2 separate regions of the Homo sapiens genome follow, and region 2 is linked to region 1. A link is an interaction called in ENCODE POLR2A ChIA-PET data of the cell type or tissue named here. Cell type or tissue: A673. All regions are shown on one strand. Links, peaks and the distances in the headings refer to the core of each region. The heading gives the core; the rest is flanking DNA.

The links. ChIA-PET counts read pairs that join two places held together with the same protein. Peaks named below come from ENCODE experiments on the same cell type or tissue, not always from the same donor. Only the 100,000 strongest peaks of a DNase experiment are listed, where the experiment ranks them.
Region 2: POLR2A ChIA-PET joins it to region 1 with 18 read pairs; 1 of 35 experiments calls an interaction of 5 or more read pairs at or near these places.

Annotation. Positions count from the first base shown.
Region 1 is chr4:116,181,928-116,184,858 of GRCh38, forward strand. No RefSeq gene overlaps it. Among named protein-coding and RNA genes, the nearest start is that of MIR1973, 120 kb to the right of the region's middle. In A673, for the core only: no CTCF peak of the experiment used is centred there; a DNase peak (open chromatin) is centred at 1,514; H3K27ac peaks cover 2,500 bases.
Region 2 is chr4:115,865,021-115,867,951 of GRCh38, forward strand. No RefSeq gene overlaps it. Among named protein-coding and RNA genes, the nearest start is that of MIR1973, 430 kb to the right of the region's middle. In A673, for the core only: no CTCF peak of the experiment used is centred there; DNase peaks (open chromatin) are centred at 1,001 and 1,541; H3K27ac peaks cover 2,500 bases.

The sequences.
Region 1 (2,931 bases), core at 283-2,782:
AGCCCCAGGCATTCCTTGGCTATGGCAGCAATGCTCCAACCTCTGCCACAGTTGTTATATAACTATTTTCTCCCTGTGTGCCCTCATATCTCTCTTGTATCTGGCTTTTCACTGGACTTTCTCCTCTCTTATAAGGACATCAGATATACTAATTTAAAGGTCTAACCTAGCTCAGTATGACTTCATCTTAACTAGCTATACCTATAATGACACAATTTTTAATCAAGGTCATGTTCTGGGCTACTGTGAGTCCTGACTTCAATGTATCATTTTGCAGGGCATAGAACAATCTATAACACTTGGATATAAATGTAATAAAAATTATGTATTTACATCAAGACTTTTCAAATAAAATTGTTGATCTTTTTGTATGAAAAGTTTATATAAGTAGTGGATGAATTTTGGCAGTATTCTGGTTAAATACACAAACGACCAAATGCCGACTGGGCACGGTGGCTCAAGCCTGTAATCCCAGCACTTTGGGAGGCCGAGGTGGGCAGATCACAAGGTCAGGAGAACGAGACCATCCTGCCCAACATGGTGAAACCCCATCTATACTAAAAATACAAAAATTAGCTAGGTGTGGTGGCGCATGCCTGTAATCCCAGCTACTCGGGAGGCTGAGGCATGAGAATCACTTGAACCCAGCAGATGGAGGTTGCAGTGAGCCGAGATTGCGCCACTGCACTCCAGCCTGGCAACAGAGTGAGACTCCATCTCAAAAACAGCAACAACAAAAAATACCTTTTGAGAACTTGTTATGTGCAGGAGCTTTATGTTAGCCTACACACATTTATCACACCCAACCAGTGCAATAGCTATTATATATGTTTTACACAGCAGAAAACACTCAAGCTTACAGAGAAGTAAAGTCTTCACAGCTGTTAATTCCAACATCATTCTCCATAATACCAGTAGTCCTCACAACTCAATGTATGTAAAAATCACCTGAGTACACACGTTAAAAATGTAGATTTCTAGTCAAGATAACCCAAAAACTCTAAATCAGTAGATTGAAAGTAGGAAAAAGCTAGGCATACTTATTTTTAAAACAAATCCTAGTTGACTGATGCGGATGATCTCTTTTTAAATTAAACGACACATCTCAGGTAAACAAGACTCATAAGACATATTACTATTGTCCTAATGCAATTCTGAATTATATAAAATCCACACACAGAAGCTAGGTAACCATGAAGGGATTAGGTGATTTACGTTTCAAAATAATTGTTTCAGGGGTTGAGAGTAGGCAAAATAAAAGATGGCTGGGACCATTATTGAAAGTTTCACCAACTTTATCCGAAATATGGATGTGATGTGCTTAGTTAAGAGGACAGTAATGTATAAACACCTGCTGTGGAGCTTAAGCATAACACATGTAGGGTTAAGTGAACATATGGTGCCTTAAGACTTAAGCAGAAGTATTATGGCATGCAGATAAGATTAAATAGTAAAGGCTCATTCAGAGTTTTGCAGATTCTGAATGTCAGTCTAGGGAAAGTTTTAACAAGTAGTTACCCAAGTTATAAGATGAAGTGAGGGCTTTAGAATTTTAGTAAGTAAGAAACTGGAGAATGATTTATAAGGAATAGAGAATGAAAAAAATACCAGTCAGGTATGCATCTGTTAGAGAAATAAGTTATAAAAGGAAGGAGGGAAGGAAGGAAGGAAGGAAGGAAGGAAAGAAGGAAGGCAGGAAGGAAGGAAGGAAGGAAATCAGGAAGGAAGGAAGGAAGGAGAATTAAATTATTGGGACAATAAGCAGAAATTTTTCACTACATACAATCAAAAAATGAAGGAAGAAAGCCTACAAGGAATGAAGCATAAGTATAAATTAACAAAAATAATAACATTAATAATTTACTGTATGGATTAGTTATTATAATATGTTACATGATTTAGTTCTGAAAAGATAATGTACTTGAAGAAACGGAATTCTATAAATAAAAAGTGATTTTGAAAAGGATTATAAACTATTGTAACTTAGAAGGAACAAGTTCACAGGGCATATGAATGAAAATATTTCAGAAAGTATAAATAATATAAAAGTTCTAACAACTTTTGATTCTGTAACAAATTTTATATCATTACAGTGACAAATATTACTATGAGTGGGATTCTTCTCATTTTTCCCTATGAAGTAGGTGAACTGTGGAAAATAGCTTTTCAACTGAAGTTAAAATATCTTGAAGAAAATTCCAGCTCTGTAATTTAATGGCTTTATTACTTTCATGTAATCATAAAATTATATTTGCCTCACTTCTTTGTATATCTATGATAATAATATTCATTTTTGGTGATAATCCAATGAGATGATGCATATGAAAATGCTTTTATAGCCAAGTTATGAAAAGTACTAGACACTATAATTATTATTATTGACATTATTTTTCACTCTGCTTAACTTTTTAAAATATGTATTGTAAAAGTTAGAGAAATGTAGATGACAAATATTAACCAAAACCAGAAAAAAAATTGTAGCTTAAATGCTACTTGAAAGTAGATATGCAGTACTGTAAAGCCTGGTGATTGACATATTAAAATCTCTTAAGATGTTTTATTTATTTGCCAACAGATATGTGGATCTAAGCTTTAGTTATGCATTAATCTAAAATAATTCACCTGATTTTTAAAGGAATTAGCTCTTGAGATTGCATGCATTGTGAAATTAGAAATTAGAGTGATTAAAATTATTTATATATTATGGAAAGGATATTAGGGTTATATATTTTAAATGTATAACCATATTTTATTAAAGTACCTATTTCACTGCTACCTCTTTTATGTAATATTTGATTCAGTTTTTGGGAATACTAATTTGATACACTATTTGCTGTGCTCTGAATGTTTTGGTTCTCCCAAAATTCATATTTGATATCTAATCCTCAGTGGAATAGTGTTAAGAGGTGAGGCCTTTGGGAGGTGATCAGG
Region 2 (2,931 bases), core at 301-2,800, 320 kb before region 1:
AACTTGATCTATATATTAGGTAGATATACAATATATTAGGTAGATATACAATATCTATATATTAGGTAGATATACAATATATTCCAATATGACATGCACAGTACATAAGATAAAGCCCTCACACTTTCACACCACTAAATATATTTAAACAACGTCAAATTTTGAAAGAAATTTCAAAATTCAGGACCAAATAGTCTGATAAAGACTTACAATAAATATATTGATTTTTATTATAATGATTGATAAACATATTCATTTAGATGTATGTGTTTATCAATTTTTTAAACATCAATCACATTTCTTAAATAACATACTTGCTTGTTGGAGACTGCTTGAATATGTTCATACTGATTTTAATTACAACTAGGTTCAGTAAAGGAAAAGGCAATACTCTATAAAAATAAATTTTTAAATTTGAACATAAATATTTTCCCCCATCAAACTCCAAGTTAAGCAAGCTTGTGTAACTTGTGTAGAAAATCCATCACACCCATCTTTCTGTGTTCCTACTGTCAGCATTTTTCAGTAAGAAAAAAATCTCAGAAGTGTAATGAGCAATCTTATATTTTAGTTAAATCACCCAGATGTTCTTTTTTATTATAATTTTCCCCTGGAAAATAAGAACAGGTGGTTAGTTGCACTCTGCCAAAAAAAAAAAAAAAAAAAAAAAAAAAAAAAAAAAAAAAAAAAGAGAGAGAGAGAGAGAGAGAAAAGGATGATTTAAAAAAATATATAGATTGTCTCATGTCAGTTATTTTTCCAAGAGTAACAACTCTTCCAACAAGAACATGTTCTGTTATAAGCTTCTTAATTCTGCCAAATTCTATTTCAGCTTACTTCATATCTGGGTCTTTGCCACAAACACAAACTGTTTTGTGGTCAGTGTGTTAAAACAATCATCTAGAAACAGTCTGTTTGCATCAGTCTTAACTCAAAATATATTATGTATTTCTCATTGGATTGCCAACACTTTTGCTTAAGCTCACTGTTCAAAAGTTTGAAAATTCAAGTCCGTGTGTGTGTGTGTGTGCGTGTGTGTGTGTATGTGTATGTTTTGCTGGTTTCCCTTTGAATCCTAATTCTTTAACAGCACCTATAAGAAAAATTATCAGAAGTTAGAATGAAATCTCACTTATAAACCAAGGTATGTCTCTTGAAATTACAGATACTGAACATCTTCAAACATTTCCAGATGTTCTAGCTAAATATGTTAAATGTATTGTGGTGAGGTACCTGAGCAAGGACATTTTCACAAGTAAGTCCTTTTGATTACTAAGTAAGCAAGAACGTTTCTTTTAGTAAAAAGAATATTTGCTCATTTTACTTACCAATGGTAAATTTAGCAGCAAGTACTGACATCTGAGCATACACTAAGATATATTTCAGTTTACAATTCTGATGACTTTACATTTGGATTCTGTAAAAAGGTCGTCTTTCTCTGGGACAGTGATAATAAGTGAGATGAGTGAGGAAGGAAGGAGGAAGGAAGGAAGGAAGGAAGGAAGGAAGGAAGGAAGGAAGGAAGGAAGGAAGGAAGGAAATTCAACCTTATAACTTGACGTTAGCTAAGTTATTTTCTGTAAGGGCCAAGTCACATATATTTTAAGCTCTGTGAACCCTATGCTATCTGTCATAGCTATTCAACTTCATGTTTCATAATAAAAAAGCAGACTTAGACAATTGTAAACAAATGAGTGTTGCTGTGTTCCAACAAAGTTTACCTACAAAAGTAGGATGTGAGCTGGATTTGATACATAGGACAGCCATAGTTTGCCAGCCTTGGGTATAAGTGAATATATAATAAAGATGTGCACATGCTTAACGCTGAATATATTTTTGAGTGAGTGATATTGGTTAATAATATTTCCCTCTTTGCATTTGTTCAGCAATAAACTGAAAAATCCTCCACTAATATTTTTAATCTTTATTTTTATATATTTAGGGGGTACGAGTGCAGATTTCCTTTATGTACTTACTCTGTAGTGGTAAAGTCTGGGCTTCCAGTGTACCCATCACCCAAATAGTAAACATTATACCCAATCGATAATTTTTCAAACCTCACTCCCTTTCTACCCTTTCACCTTTTGTAGTCTCCACTGTACATTATTCTACTCTGCTTGCCCATGTGTACCCACTGCTTAGCTCCCAGGTTTAAGTGAAAACATCTAATATTTGACTTTCTGTTTCTGAGTTATTTCACTTAGAATAATGGCCTGCAGTTACATACGTCTTGCTACAAAAGACATTATTTCATTCTTTTTTACGGCTGAGTAGTATTCTGTGGAATTTATACATACCGCATTTTCTTTATCCAGTCATCCATTGATCGATAGTTAGGTTGGTTCCATGCCTTTGCTATTGTGAGTAGTACAGTGATAAACATATGAATGTGCATATCTTTTTGACGTAATGATTTTATTCCATTTGGGTGTATACTCAGTAGTTGGATTGCTCTATTTTTAGTTCTCTGAAAAATCCCCATATTGTTTTCCATAAAGCTTGTACTAATTTACATTCCCACCAAAAGCATGTAAGTGTTCCAATTTCTTCACATCATTCCCAACATCTGCTGTTTTTTGACTTTTTAATAATTGCCATTCTGACTGATGTAAAATGGTATCCCATTGTGGTTTTAATTTGCATTTCTTTGATGATTAGTGATACTGAGCATTTTTTCATGATTTTTGACCACTTGCATGCCTCCTTTGAAAAGTGTTCCTGTTTTTGCCCACTTTTTAATGGGGTTATTTGCATTTTTCTTGCTGAGTTTTTTGAGATATTTGTAGATTCTGATATTAGCCCTTTGTCAGATGCATAGTTTGCAAATACTTTTCCCATTTTGTAGGTTGTCTGTTTACTCTCTTAATTTTTTTTTTTCCGTGCAGAAACTTTTTAGTTTAATTACATCACCTTTGTCTATTTCTGTTTTTG